Regions from separate parts of the Homo sapiens genome. Here region 2 is linked to region 1. Evidence: read pairs that join two places in POLR2A ChIA-PET (ENCODE). Cell type or tissue: endothelial cell of umbilical vein. All regions are shown on one strand.

What was found. Peaks named below come from ENCODE experiments on the same cell type or tissue, not always from the same donor. Only the 100,000 strongest peaks of a DNase experiment are listed, where the experiment ranks them.
Region 2: POLR2A ChIA-PET joins it to region 1 with 15 read pairs; 2 of 35 experiments call an interaction of 5 or more read pairs at or near these places.

The regions. Positions count from the first base shown.
Region 1 is chr14:69,467,232-69,475,231 of GRCh38, forward strand. It overlaps a transcript of PLEKHD1 not described here. Among named protein-coding and RNA genes, the nearest start is that of PLEKHD1, 13 kb to the right of the region's middle. In endothelial cell of umbilical vein, no CTCF peak of the experiment used is centred here; no DNase peak of the experiment used is centred here.
Region 2 is chr14:69,644,074-69,652,073 of GRCh38, forward strand. All of the region lies in intron 1 of SUSD6 (sushi domain containing 6), which reads left to right. Among named protein-coding and RNA genes, the nearest start is that of SUSD6, 36 kb to the left of the region's middle. In endothelial cell of umbilical vein, no CTCF peak of the experiment used is centred here; DNase peaks (open chromatin) are centred at 4,588, 7,088 and 7,558; H3K27ac peaks cover 1,331 bases.

The DNA.
Region 1 (8,000 bases):
GCAGAATGTCCCATGCAAAGCCTCCTCCTAACATGATTCTATCCCCCAGCACCAAAATATCACTTCACTTCCTATCATCCAGGGCTGTTTCTTATATACCAACATATTACTCATAAATGAGAGAAATACAAACTCCTCCAGGAGGAAATAAGAGACTTGGTTTAAGGGTTCAGACCCTGTCCCTTAGTCATTAAGAGCAATCACTGAATAGCCAGAAATGTAGGTGGGATAGTCAATCTGGTGAAAGGGGAAGATAAGGCCCCGTGTGGTGGCTCATGCCTGTAATCCCAGCATTTTGGGAGGCTGAGGCAAGAAGACCACTTGAGGCTAGGAGGTGGAGACCTGCCTGGGCAAATAGCGAGACCCTGTCTCTATGAATAAATAAATAAAGCCAGGCATGGTGGCACGTGCCTGTAGTCCCAGCTACTCAGGAGGCTGAGTTGGGAAGATGGCTTCAGCCCAGGAGGCAGAGTTTGCACTGAGCTGAGATTGTGCCACTGCACTCCAGCCTGGGTGATAGAGCCAGACTCTGTCTCAAAAAAAAAGGTGGGGATTTGGGGGAGATGGAGTTTCAGGTGAGGGTCAGTAGAGCTGCTTATTATCAACCCTCAAATCTCAACTATTTGTGAACAGGAGGCACCTCAGAAGCTCCTTGGAATTTCACCACTAATAAATCATTTCTGAACAGGAGTTACATCTTCAACCATGGTGGAACGATGTCTATCCAGTGAGCCAAATTCCTGTAGTTCTCCAATACCTCATCTTGATACACAGCCTTCTGTGCTGGTTTCGATCAACCCCACTCCTTCGAGAAATAAAGGCCACATTCTTGAATGTCAGTAGGCCAAGAAATAAACACAGTTATTCATGAAGAGGTCAGGCATTCACATGTTTTGGGAGGACTTGTGGAGTTAGTTAAGACAAGGGAGATAGTTCATGGATAGGACCATGTTTTTATCCAGTGTTCAGAGCCGTGAGTTAAACAATAACAGATTAGTTAAATTATGGAAAAGCAATACAATGGAATACTATGAGATCAAAAATGTAATTACAAATATGTTCATGATTAATTTCAGGTATGAAAAGCAGTTTACCAGACTGCATGTGGCAGATACTCCTTTCGAAAATTGTAATATAAGGATAGTGAAAAAGAAGGGCAGAGATAAATGAATACAACTAGTTCAGAAAATTATACCCTCAAATTTCAACTGTAATTATCTCTGGATTGTGGAATTGTGAGTAATGTTTGATTTATTCTTTTTATTATAAGTGCTTTCACATTTGTCGACAATCACCATATATTTCCTTCCTTCCTTTCTTTCTTTCTTTCTTTCCTTCCTTCTTTCTTTCTTTCTTTTCTTTCTGGGTCTTGCTTTGTCACCCATGCTGGAGGGGCAGTGGTGCAATCATAAGCCCATAGCTCACTGCAGCCTCAAACTCCTGAGCTCCAGCGATCCTCCCACCTCATCCTCCTGAGCAGCCAGGACTACAGGTGCATGCCACCATGCCTGGCTAAGTTTTTAATTTTTTGTAGAGATGGAGTCTCACTATGTTGACCAGGTTGGTCTCAAACTCCTGATCTCAAGCCATCCTCCTGCCATGGCTTCCCAAAGTGCTGGGATTACAGGCATGAGCCATTGTGCCCCACCCGACAATCACCATTTATTTCTATAGAATTAGGGGTTTTTAAAAAAGTCATTTGTTAAATGGAATTTTTCAACTTAGGAAGAGAAATTTTATTTTACATTCAAAATGTGCATATTTGCATTCAAAACACATAGAAGTGAAATGGCCATTTCATCATTTTCCGGATTTCTCTTTGGCAGATCAAGGATTCTGAGGAAGTAGAGATGGTATGGAAGAAAGATACCCTGAGAGAAGCTGGCTTTGCACCAGCTCGGTCCTCTTCCTTCCTTTCTTGCATAAGCAAACACTCACACATGTACACAGAGAGAGAGAGAGAGAGGAGGATGTTAGAGGGAAACTAGAGCCACTCACCCCTTCCCAGGATCAGAGAACACAGAAAAGATCATTATTTTTGGCAGCTACTCTCTGTTCTTGAACTCACAACACTGTCCTGACTATGAATAAGGTCAGGTTGGATACATTTACAACTGTCTCCTTGAACTATAGGCTCACAAGCTTAAAATTCAACCATTCTTTCTTAAGTTGTTTCTCTTTTTTTTTTTTAAGAGACAGGGTCTCTCTCGCTCTATCGCCCAGGCTGGAGTGAAGTGGCAAGATCATAGCTCACTGCAGCCTAGAACTCTTGGGCTCCAGTGATCCTCCTGCCTGAGACTTCTGAGTAGCTGGGACCACAGGTGCACGCCAGCATGCCTGGATAATTTTTTAATTTTTTTGTGTAGATGGGGGTCTCACTCTGTTGCCTAGGCAACATAGAATTATTGGCCTCAAGCAATTCTCCCGCCTCACCCTCCCAAAGCACGGAGACGACTGGTGTGAACCACTACTCCCAGACTTAAGTTGTCTCTTTTTAGTTTTTTTTTTGAGACGGAGTCTCACTCTGTTGCACAGGCTGGAGCGCAGTGGCATGATCTCGGCTCACTGCAACCTCCGCCTCCCAGGTTCAGGCATCCTTCTGCCTCAGCCTCCACTAGTAGCTGGGATTACAGGCACCCACCTCCATGCCTGGCTAATTTTTGTATTTTTAGTAGAGACGGGGTTTCATCTTGTTGGCCAGGCTGATCTCGAACTCCTGACCTCAGGTGATCCACCCACCTAGGCCTCCCAAAGTGCTGGGATTACAGGCGTGAGCCACCGTGCCCTGCCAAGTTGTCTCTTAATATCAGTAATCAGTAACTAAGGTCTGAGGTTTGCTTTAATTACAGTTTTTCATTTGATCCTCAGCACCAGGCTGCAAGCCCAGCACTAACATTCTTTTTTTTATGAACAAAGAAAACTAAGACAGGCTTTAAGAAACTAGTAAATGGCCGGGCACAGTGGCTCATGCCTGTAATCTCAGCACTTTGGGGGGCCAAGGTGGGCAGATCACTTGAGGTCAGGAGTTCAAGACCAACCTGGGCAACATGGTGAAACCCCATCTCTACTAAAACTACAAAAATTAGCCAGGCGTAGTGGTGCACACTTGCAGTCCCAGCTACTCGGGATACTGAGGCATGAGAATTGCTTGAACCCGGGAGGCAGAGGTTGTGGTGAGCTGAGATTGTGCCACTGCACTCCAGCCTGGGTGACAGAGATCAAAAAAAAAAAAAAAACTAGTAAATGGCTGAGTTGGTATTTGAATCCACGTCTGTCTGACTCTAAAGTGTGTGCAATTCCACCACATCACTGTGTCTACAAGGGAAATGCTGCCTCTGCCCTCTCCTGAAGAATGTATAAAGAAAGAGGCAATGTGGTGTATTTCCTGGAAAAAGCACCTTGGAAGAAAGAAAGCATTAACTTCTTGCCCATGATCATCCTTATCAGAAGCAGCAGTAGTGGCATTATTTTACATTTAGTCCTCCCCAGTAACTCAGTGAGCTATGTGCTACAATTCTCTTTCTTCTTTCTTGTCTTTCTTTTTTTTTTCTTTGAGACAGAGTCTCGCTCTGTCGCCCAGGCTGGAGTGCAGTGGCATGATCTTGGCTCACTGCAAGCTCCGCGATCTCGGCTCACTGCAAGCTCCGCCTCCCAGGTTCACGCCATTCTCCTGCCTCAGCCTCCAGAGTAGCTGGGACTACAGGTGCCCACCACCATGCCCGGCTAATTTTTTGTATTTTTAGTAGAGGCGGGGTTTCACCGTTTTAGCCAGGATGGTCTCGATCTCCTGACCTTGTGATCTGCCTGCCTCGGCCTCCCAAAGGCCTGGGATTACAGGCGTGAGCCACCGTGCCTGGCCTTTTTTTTTTTTTTTTTTTTTTTTTTTTTTTTTTGAGACAGGGTCTTGCTCTGTTCCCCAGGCTGGGAGTGCAGTGGTACGATCATGGCTCACTGCACCCTCTACTCCGGGCTCAAGCAATCTTCCCATCTCAGCCTCCTGAGTAGCTGGGACCACAGGCACACACCACCACTCCCGACTGATTTTTAAATTTTTATTTTTGTAGAGATGGGGTCTCCCTATGTCGCCTAGGCTGATCTCAAACTCCTGGGCTCAAGGGATCCTCCCGTCTTGACCTCCCAAAGAGCTGGGATTACAGACATGAGCCACCACGCCTGGCTCATCCCCACTTTCAAATGTGGAAACCAAGGCACATCTCTGAAGCTGGAGCTCAGGCATTCTGGCTCCTGAGTCCACACTCTTAACTACACTGTAGAGGTCACAAGGTCTGAGAGAAACTGGATCAAACCAAGAGAGAGTAGCTCTGGAGTCTAGACCTGGTTCAAGGACAAACTGTACTACCTTGAATAGGGATGGTTTTCTCATTCAGGACTGGGCATCGCAGGGGCTGGCCAGCATCCAGGACCTCGGAGTCCCAGTCATTCAGAATCATGCTGCCTCAGGATGTCTCAAGTCCAGGGCTCCCCACACTTTCCCATGCCAAAGGTGCCTAACAGCAGAAGAGAATGAACCACCACCCATGGTAGTCTAGTATTTGGCCGAGAGATGTCAACCTATACACAGGAAGCTCCTTGACATCTCACTTTTGCTGACTTTGTCTTCTCCTTCATAATCCACATTTATTTTTACCATAGATATAATGTTTAAAATTAATTACCAGATAAACTCTTAGGCTTCCAGAGCTTAAGGTTCCTTCCAAACCTTCTGGTGAAACGGCTGCTTCACGGAAATGGTGAGAAAATGTTTCACACGTTTTTACACAGTCACACACAAGTGTGTATCTACTTCTCAATGGTCCCAGCCACACACTCAACGACCCGTGCTGAGTCAGAACCAAACACCACACACCGTCACAACAATCACCACACACAGCGATGGTCACATGCCCACTCGGTCACTCACCCACAACCAGAGAGAGAATCACACACAGGCGGCACACCCAACACCACAGCCCTTCAAGCAGCAACCCAGGGAATCAAACACTCACCTGCCTACACATGTATGTATGTCTGTTTTTAATTCTTCTAAGCTAGAGCTGCATCCTCCCGTATACTGTTTATAATGTAAGAAGTAAGCAACCTTGAGTCTTTGTCCTTGTGTCTGGAATGCTCTTCCCCCTCCTTCAACTCTGGATGCAATGTCTCCTTCCATTAGGCTTACCGGGACCGCGTGAGTTAAAACTGTAACCTGTCCCCACCCCCATGTTCTGTATGCTGCTCTATTTCTTTTTCGGTAACGTTAATCACCGTGTCATGTGCTTTATAAAGCAGCCATGCAACACAGAGCAATGTTTCGGTCAATGATGGACCACATTTATAACCATGGTCCTCTAAGATTATAATACTGTATTTTTACTCCACCTTTTTCTGTGGTTAGACACACAAATACTTACCATTGCATTGCAACTGGCTACAGTGTTCAGTACAGTAATGTGCTGCACAGGTTTGTAGCCTAGGAGCAATAGGCTGTACCATACAGCCTAGGTGTGTGGTAGGCTATGCCATCTAGGTTTGTGTAAGTGCACTCTATGGCAGGGGTCCCCAACCCCGGGCCACAGACCAGTACTGGTCCTTGGCCTATTAGGAACCGGGCCACACAGCAGGAGGTGAGCGGCAGGTGAAGAAGCATTACCACCTGAGTTCTGCCTCCAGTCAGATCAGCGGCAGCATTCGATTCTCATAGGAGCATGAACCCTACTGTGAACTGCACACACAGGGATCTAGGTTGCATGCTCCTTATGAGAATCTAATGCCTGATGATCCATCACCGTCTCCCATCATCCCCAGATGGGACCGTTTAGTTGCAGGAAAACAAGTTCAGGGCTCCCACTGATTCTACATTATGGTGAGTTGTATAATTATTTCATTATATATTACAATGTAATAATAGAAATAAAGTGCACCATAAATGTATTGCACTTAAATCATCCTGAAACCATCTCCCCCCAAACTCCAGCGCATGAAAAAATTGTCTTGCATGAAACTGGTTCCTGGTGCCAAAAAAGTTGGGGACCACTGCTCTACAGTGTCCAAACAAGGACAAAATTGCCTAAGGACATGTTTCTCAGAATGTGTCCCTACCCCACCCTCCCACCAACCCTCCCTCTCCCCGCCCCAGCTGCAGCCCTGATCCCTGGCAGGACCAGCTGCTGACCCTGCGTGTGTGTAGCTCCACCTCTGCCTCACTTGGTGAGGGCTGCTTGGGAGTTAGCAGTATCAGAAAGGGCATGGAACTGAGTGTACAGGTGGGAAATTAACTGGGTTCAGGTTACTAACTCAGTGCTGACCAGCCACAGCAAGGTGCTGTATGACTAATTTAGGAATCAGAAAACCCGGATCCTATTACTGGCTCAGCCACTGATTTTTGTTACCATGTTAGCCACTGCCCAATTTTGTAATTTTTGGACAGGAATGTGAGTAAAAGTTTGTGTCCCACTCTGGTTGCACAAGAATTGAGGAATCCCGACAAATTCAGGAGCCATCAGAGGAGGGAGCCCAGTGGAGAAGGGGATCGAGGGGGAGATTGGGGTCTTCGAGGAAGCTAGAAGGACCTGGATTGCTTGCTTATGTCTGGAATGCTCTTGAGGGCAGAATTTGATAACCATCTTCAGATACTTCAACTACTGTCTCACCAAAGCTTCCACTCCTGAACTCTTGTTTCCTTCCAGCCCTCCAGCCCCCATCTGAATTGGGTGTTTGCTGGGCTAGGGGCAGAGGGTGGGAATGGCAGTAGAACCTATATTGTATTTTCATCTGTCCCTGCCTTCGCCCTGCTCAGTACTTGACAAACTGAGAGGAGCGGGGACTCCTCTTAGGAGCCTGCCAGGCACCCTCCCCACCCACTCATCAAGGAAATAAAGGAAAATCTGAGTTCCTTCAAGGGAAATTCCAGGCACCTAGCTAGCCCTGAGAAGTGGGCGAGCAATTTCATAAGCAAGAAGGCAAAAGCAGCCTAAAACAATAACCAAGGAAGTTAGAGTCTCAGAAAGTTTGGTTCCCTTTAGAAACTAAAGATAATATCTTACCATATTTTCCTGAGTTGCTTTCCAGAAACCCAGACCCCCACCAAATGATCTGCTGGCACATAGACCTCAGATAGGGGGAAATGAGGGCTGAACTCTGACCACCGGTTCGCGACCATGGGCCAGAGCTAACATTCTTTTCTGCTAACTCCGAATTTTTAGACAAAGTTTTGCCTCCTTTACCAAATGCAAATCAGAAAATCTTTGTGAATTCACCTGTGACCTGTGCCCCACCCGCCTTGAGATGTCCACCTTTTTAGGTCAAACCAACGTATAGCCTCCATTGTATTAATTTATGGCTTATGACTTTGCTTGTAACCTCTGCCTTTAGAAAGTCTTGCCTGTAAGCTGTTTGGGAGTTCTGGTCTGAAGTATAAACTGCCAGATTCTCCTTCCTTGGCACCCTGCAATAAATGCCTCACTTTCTCTGACTGCAATCCCCATGGCCGTGTTTGGCTTTGCTCCACCGGGTGTGCGGATGCAAATTCAGTTTAGTAACAAAGCCAGAAAAGAACATGCTATTGAACCTGGAAAAAAAATTCCAAGAAAGTATGATGCAGAGAGTTAGATGTCCTGGTCACCCCCTTCTTTTTTTAAAAAGAGATTGGAGATCTCGTTCTGTCATCCAGGCTGGAGTGTGGTGGTGTAATCACAGCTCAATGTGACCTCGAGTTCCTGGGCTCAGTTGATCCTCCCACCTCAGCCTCCCAACGCTCTGGGATTATAGGTATGAGCCACTGTTCCTGGTTAGCTCCCTTTTGATATATGAAGACAAGAGTGTTTTAAAGTAACTTGACCAAAGTCTTCTCATTGAGTAAAGATGGAGCTAACGCTGGTGACCAGCCTTTGGCTCCTAGTCCAGTGAACTGCTAATTCTGTTCTAGATGAGGGGCCAGCATCTTGGCTTTCCCTTAGATGTTCTGGGAGAGTGTGTGAGATCATAGCAATAAATGGCTATGG
Region 2 (8,000 bases), 180 kb after region 1:
TTTGTGTTTGTGTCTTATATATATACACAATATACAGTAGACCGTAAACTCTTAAGGGCGTATGCTTCCTTTACCTCTCAAGGAATCTCGTACATGTAGGTGCCCAATGTATGTGTTGAATAGTCACTGAGTTCCTTAAGAAAGAAGCATGTTAGGAATGAGTTCATAAGCCCTGTCTGGAGGGAAATATCAAATTCTCTCATTAATTTATGATGTTTCTTCTTCATCTTCTCTGTGTTTATCATAATCCCTTTTAACATATTCCAGAATGTTGCCTGAATTAATTAATTAATTATGGCTGGGCACGGTGGCTCACACCTGTAATCCCAGCACTTTGGTAGGCTGAGGCTGGCGGATCACGAGGTCAAGAGATCGAGACCATCCTGGCCAACATGGTGAAACCCTGTCTCTTCTAGAAATAGAAAAATTAGCTGGGCTTGGGGGCGTGTGCCTGTAGTCCCAGCTACTCGGGAGGCTGAGGCAGGAGAATCGCTTGAAGCAGGAAGTTGCAGTGAGCCAAGATTATGCCACTGCACTCCAGCCTTGCGACAGAGTGAGACTCCGTCTCAAAAAAAAAAAAAATTAATTATTTCTCAGGACGTGTCCTCATCTGATTTGCCTGGATTTTATAAAGTTATTCATTTGGTGCCTTTGTCTGAACTTTGCCTAATTTGGATTACTTTTGGAATCTCTATTTGGACGTTTGAAGGACTCTCCTTTATGTTAATTAGTTTAAGCAAACTCCTTGATTCCTGATTTAGGGCCCCACATGCAGGGAACTGGAAGTATGACTGGAGCTAGAACTAGAACATATAGACCTTGGCAGAGGGACTTTGTACAATTAGAAGGTGAGGTAAGGGTATAGGTGGCGGCAGGGGCATGGGGCTAATCAAAGGGAAGGAACAGTGGGCAAGTTCCTACTTCTCATTTTTGCTTGTACCTCACAGTCCCACCTTGACAGCTTACAGGAAGCTTGGGTAATTTATGATGAAGAGGACAGGAGGAATCATGGTTTGGTTATAAATTAGGAGGCTTCCTGGAAGTTACACAAGATGGAGAATATTTGGAGCCAGAAGACAGGATCTTGTTTGGCTTGAGTGTGCACCTCATTGGGGCTGTTAAGCTTCATTAGATGGAGGTGAAGACATGTCCCTGGAATCCTAAACCTGAAACTCAGGGGAAAATACTCAGGTTAGTTTCTGACTAGAAAGGAGGGAAATGGCAGAAACTGGGACCATATGTATGGAGAACCTTAAGGCCTCAGATGTATTAGGGAAGGTCACCTCTTTGGCCCTGCCACTAGGCTATTTTTTTTCCATTCATGAATCCTATAGAAGAGGTAACAATTTCAGGGGAGGGGATGATGGGGTAGAGAGACTTTGTTGTTGTTGAACACTAAGGAAGCAGGAAACTTTAAGCTGTATCCCCAACTTTTACCTAGCTTTTGCTAAACACAGAGTGTGGAAGTGTTAGTTCAGAGAGACTTTCCATGGAAGAGGTGGAGGGTGTCTCTGAGCTATCTGGACCATTTAGGAAGCCTTAACTCAAATCATTGGGTTAATTGAGAAGGTATACCTTATAAGACACAAACCCCCTCTAGTTATCATCCAGTCTTTCTTCTCCCTTCTTTTTCACTCCCTTCCCCAAATAGTTTTGCCCTTATTACGTCCACTTTCTCACTTTTTTTTTTTTTTGAGACAGCATCTCGCTCTGTCACCCAGGCTGGAGTGCAATGGCGCGATCTCAGCTCACTGTAACCTCCGCCTCCCTGCTTCAAGCGATTCTCCTGCCTCAGCCTTCCAAGTAGCTGGGACTACAGGTGTGCACCACCACGCCTGGATAATTTTTGTATTTTTAGTAGAGATGGGGTTTCACCGTGTTGGCCAGGTTAGTCTGGAGCTCCTGACCTCAGGTGATCCGCCCGCCTTGGCCTCCCAAAGTGCTGGGATTACAAGCGTGAGCCACTGCGCCTGGCCTCCCACTTTTAATTCATGTTAAATTTGATATAATCTGCCTTCACCACTCCGATAAAACTGTTCTTGATTAGGTCACCAGTGATTTCCTAGTGGCCAGATCCAGTGGGCCTTTTTCAGTCTTCGTCTTTCTGGGCCTTTGCTGTATCTGCCACTTCTCATGTTTTCCTTGAGTCTCTCTGTCTCTCTCTTGACATCTGTGTTGCACATGCCCCTGGTTTCCATGTACCTTTTGGAGTATCTCTCATAGGCTTTCCTTCCTCAGTATGCCCATTATAAGTTAGCATTCTCCCTAGGATTCTGTCCTTAACTTTCTTCTCAACCTGTCCTCTTTCCTAGGTGAGCTCATCTATTTTGCATGGTTTCAACTGTCACTTACAGGTTGATCACTCCAGGGCTACATCACTCCAGGGCTACATCCCAAGCTCAGAGTGCTCTATAGGGTTTCACATTCATTTCTAATTTGCCTGCTAGACCTTTCTACCAGTTATCCCTCAGGTACCCCAGCTCAACATATTAAAGAATAATCTGAATGAAATTCATTATGTTCCCTGACCAAACCTGCTTATTCACCTGTATTCTTTTTCTCCTGTGGTAGCTTCTACCATTTATGCAGTTACTTAGGCCAAAAACTTAGGCTTTTTTTTTTCCATCTTTTTTTTTTTTTTTTTTTGAGACAGGGTATCACTCTGTCGCCCAGGCTGGAGTGCAGCGGTGCAATCTTGGCTCACTGCAAGCTCTGCTTCCCAGGTTCACACCATTCTCCTGCCTCAGCCTCCCTAGTAGCTGGGACTACAGGCACCCGCCACCATGCCCGGCTAATTTTTTGTATTTTTAGTAGAGACGGGGTTTCACCATGTTAGCCAGGATGGTCTCGAACTCCTGACCTCGTGATCCGCCCGCCTTGGCTTCCCAAAGTGCTCGGATTACAGGCATGAGCCACAGTGCCCAGCCCCAGGCATCATCCTTTATTGTTCTCACTCACCTCATCCTATTAGTTTTTGATATATTCTATAGCATTTGGCACATCACAGGCACTGAATGAATGAATGGATGGATGGATGAAAATGTTTGTTTATTTCATCCAAATTTAATTACAATTAAGTACCTTGGCCTTGGTGAAGCTGAATGCTCCTGGTTACACTAACTTTTGGGAAGGTCATTTGATTTTTGGCCACACTGAAATTATATCAGGAAGACTCTTTTGAAAGATAAATACTTTGTTGGAAGGATTAGTCATTATTAGAAAGGGGTGGATTGGTCACTCTGCTATCTTTTAGGGCTCTCTAAGGAACTGCTGAGAAGTTTGTTTATACAGTTAGAGGTGAGGTGGGTGAAGTCAAATTGTGCTGGCTGGTGGAGTGGGGGTGGGGTTGTCCATGGTGCTCATGGGAGTACAGATAGTGTGTTGGTGAACTTGCCACAATGCTACGGATTTAATGCAAGAAATAGGCAAAGCTTTTCTGCTGGGGGAAGTAATATGCCCCATTTCACTCACTAATGGATGTCCTAATTGTATGCTAGTATTTCTAACATAAAGGCTGAGGATGTGTATTTAACCGTTTTGCCAAGTTTATCTCCCTTTTCTTGCTGTCCAACCCCCTGGAAAAAAAAAAAAGGAAAAAAGGAGAAAGTGACTTAAAGAATCAGGATTTGGGCTGGGTACAGTGGCTCACGCCTGTAATCCCAGCACTTCGGGAGGCCAAGGCAGGCAGATCACATGAGACCAGAAGTTTGAGACCAGCCTGGCCAACATGGTGAAACCCTGTCTCTACTGAAAATACAAAAATTAGTCGGGCTTGGTGGCGCACACCTGTACTTCTAGCTAATCGGGTGGCTGAGGCGTGAGAATCACTTGAACCCGAGAGGCAGAGGTTGCCGTGAGCCGAGATTGCGCCACTGCACCCCAGCCTGAGCGACAGAGCATCTCAGGAAAAAAAAAATAAAGAATCAGGATATCAGGATTTGGAACCAGAGAAGCTCTTCAAGTAGAGATCGTCTGGTCCAGCCCTGCATTTTCAGATGATGATGACAATAATAATGATAGATGGTGATGAATATAATAGTAACTACTATTTTTGATGACTTACTAAGTCACAGGCACTATGCTATGTACTTTATATATATTTCCCCATATAATACTTAAAATATCCCTGTGAGATAGGCATTATTAAGTACCATTTTATAGAAAGGAAATAGAGGTCCGGAAAGCTTGGATAACTACATTGAGGTAAAGAGAATGCTGAAGTAGCTATCACGCAGAGAGATGAAGCAGCCTCCTTGTTCAAGGTCAAGTTTTCCAGTTAAAGGAGAAACACAAGTAGAATCCAAGTCTCTTGACCTTGAGCTCAGTTGAGCACCTATTTTTTGTTTTGACCTGAGAACTCACTTTCTCTGGTCATTTTTGTCTTATTTCTCACTATCCTTTTAATTTCAGTAAAATTGAATGAAATAGAGGGAAGGATGGTTTAGAGTTGGGGTTTTTGGTGAGTTTTTAAAGTTTATTTTTAAATAGGCAGCTTTCCCAGACTGACTGGGAATGTAGCAGAAGGCCTGAGAACCAGGAAGTGACACAGACCTGTTTATACCATCCCACTCCCAGGCCTTTGGAAAACGATCCACAGAGATGGTAAAAAGTAAACATAACTGCATCAGCCAGCTCTCTAGGGTTTGCTATTTTTGACCTGGAGGAGGTGTTTCCTGCATAGCTGTAAGTACTCGGAATACCAAAATTTAGCTCCTAAACATTCTTTGAGTGAAGGTATATAGACAGACAGACATTTTTTGTTACCAGACAGCAGCATTCAGTGACTGTAGGCAGACAAAATTAAGTTTTTTTTCCCTCCTCTCTCTGCCATCCTTTTGGTGAGTTGTTCTTCCATTTCTTTATCTTTCTTTGTAAGTAGCACTGTGCATGCAAAACACTGTCCTGGGAGCTCTAAATTTGTGCATGGGTTCAAGGTCCAACTCAAAGCTTTCTCTTTCACTTCTCCCTACTCCCATCAGAAGTCTTTGTTCCTGTGTCCTCTGTGTTCTCATAGCACTTTTTAAAAAACCTTCTTTGGGGCCCTAGTAACAATTTGACAGTGTTATATAGATAAACATAATTCCTCTCACGTAAGTTGTGAATTCCTTGAGAGTAAGAATTGAACTGTGCCCCAATTCATCTCTATGATCACCCAAGCCTTGCATAGAAGACAGCCAGTAAATATTAGCTGAATTGCAGTATAGTCATTGGAGACACAGAGCCCTAAGAAGTCAGCTTTAGCAAATCGGCTTCCCGGACTTTATTTGCCAACTGGGTATTGAAGCCTGTTCCACTCAGCCCTGATGGGAACCAAGCAGAGAGATGTGATGACACATGAGATATATCTCTAGGGTCTAGGAACCAATTACAGTCGCCTCTGCCAAGCATCTGTTTTGCTACCTGGCCAAAATTTCAGGATTTATATAATCTTTTCCCTCTTGTTTTATACATGCTGTTATTTTGCCATTTTGTATTTTTCTATACAAATTATATCTTGTGAGTTTATCTTTTTTTCTCATTCACTCGAGAAGTATTGTTGAGCACTTGGGGGCAGAGAATTGGTGGTCTCTGCAGGAGTTTATTACCTGCGGAAATGCAGCATACAAAAGTTAAATAACTGTGAGTGGCCTTCGGGGAGGGATATGATTGACTGTCCTATTCCTGGTCCAGGCAGGGATGCTGAGGGTTTGGAAGAGCCTTCCATGCCTTTGGGCTGAACTGAGAAATTCTCCCCAAACTAAGATGGGAACTAAGCTTGACCTTTTATTTGGAAAACAAAAGAGCAGGGAGCCCTATTAGGGAAGCAGGAGGAGGAAAGACTTCCAGGCCTCTTGAATTCCATTTATCTGTAAAATGGGGCTAATTCCACCTATTTAATGAGGTAATGAGTGTGTGTATGTGTATATTCCCTTAGTCTGCCAGAAACTAATATTATTTTAGGATAGTCACAAACAATAGCTGTTTAATTTGGAGGGGAGGTAGTGCTAAGTGCTTTAAAAAATTTTTAGAATTTGATGGGAAAGAATGTGGGAGGCTCACTTGTTTAACCTGTTGGCTGTTCTCTTGTCTAAACTAACATTGTGTTTTGAGCCTAGTCTCAGGCAGTGTTTCCAAACCAGCTGAAACAGTGCCCTTTGGGGAGTCTAGTGGGGGTCAGTCACGGCCTGTTAGAACAGGAAGGGGCTTAGCCAGCATGAATTTGAGCACCCACTGTTTCATACATCGTCCTACATGTCTCACGTTTGTCTTAATTTCACTGCACAGCAACCCAATGAGGTGGGTATCATTTATCCAGTTTACAGACGGCGACTGTACCTAGACCACCCAATTGCCCTAGACCACCCAATTGATAGTATCTGCCATAATTTTTCCATGATACTGGCCTCCCTGAGAGATACATAGTTCAAGTGTTCTGTTTTACTGATGAGAAAACAGGCATGGAAGCAAAGTGCTTGTCCAAGGTTGGCCCCTCAGTCATGTTGAAGCTGGGTTTGGAGAAGGGGTTTCCTACCTTCAGGTCAGGAACTTACGACAGGCTTTGTTCCTGCTCACAGGCACTTTGCCTCCTCCCCCCTCTTTTTCTGTCTGGTCTTATTTGTTCTCTCTTGCCTTCTCTCTTGCATCTTTTCTCCCTTTCTCCCTGGGCCCCTGTATCTCTGCAGTGTGCAGAGGCTGGGTTTTGTTGTTGTTGTTGTTGTTGTTAAGATGTGTTATTTTTTGAAAGCATTTTAGGAACACTGTGTACGGATAGTCCATACAAATGTGCTGATGGATTGATTAAACCCTAAAGGGAAAGTGGACTGTCCTGGGTTTGCTGCAATGCAGAGGGATATGGATGGTAGGGATCCGTCTTGGGAAGATGTAGGGGAATGTGCTGCTCAGTCAGAACAATGAGGATAGAGTTAATGTTGCTTCCTTCCAGTCAGAGCCTGTGTTGACTTACTTTTTAGAGGAAATACTTTTGGGCCCCTCCTATTCCCTAGAAGACATTCCAGTTTTCTTACAGCTGAAAGGTCCTTTGGGGATCATCCAGGTTCACCCCTGAGACAGAAAGACTCACTGACTTGCCTGAGGCCAAACCGCTTTTCAGTGGCTAGGACCTAGGCTGTCCCTCCTGTCCTGTGATCAGGTCCCTGCTGCAGTCATCCTGCTGTTAGGTGCTAGAGACTTGTTAAAGAGAAGACTTAGGTGGGGTGGTAGTGTGTCTGCTGGCTTTCCTGTTGTCTGAAGTTGGGGAAAGCGTGTTGCCCAGATGATGTGAGCAATTCTGGGGGTGGAAGACAAGGGCGCAGGGAATATCAAAGCAATTCAAAAAAACCTCTGACACTGTGTAATGGCTTAGGTGGCTTAAGAGGAAAGCTGAGGGTAATGTTTGTGATTTGGAGGCTGTGTGATTTTAACAGGAGTTTGATGTTTGCCTTTTCAAGTAGGAGCTGGAGATTAAAGGAAATGGATAAGTTAATATTCTGGCCTGAAAGGATGTCAGAGTCCGGTAAAATATGTGGCTGTCGAAGCACTCAAGTGTTAGTGGCAAAAAGGAAAGGGGAAGATATAGAAGTTAGTAGGACTGGAAGAATCCATTGATCCACAATGGGAGAAGATAGAAGGCATCTATAAATAACTGAATTTTGGGGGGTAGGAGGCATTAAGGTCCAATAAGTGTTTAGATATGTTTTGATACTGTAGCCTGGCCATTTCAGGGTGAGTAGGAGTACAGAGGGGAGATGTTGCAGGGAAGAAAGAGAGGTTAAGGAAGGGCCTGGGCAGCTTTGGCTGTATTAGTCATTTCTCTTACTTATCACACCCCTCTGGGGAACTTTGGACTTCAAAGTGTTAGGACTTGTTATCATTACAACCTGAAATGTAATTAGCGGGTTAATTTCTGTTCATGTTTCTGGAACTGTTCTTTGTCCTTTCTCATCATGTGGCAGGATCAAGGTTGGTGAACATAGTTAATTAAAGGAATAAACTCTGTTGTTCTGGACTCTCACCACTACTAC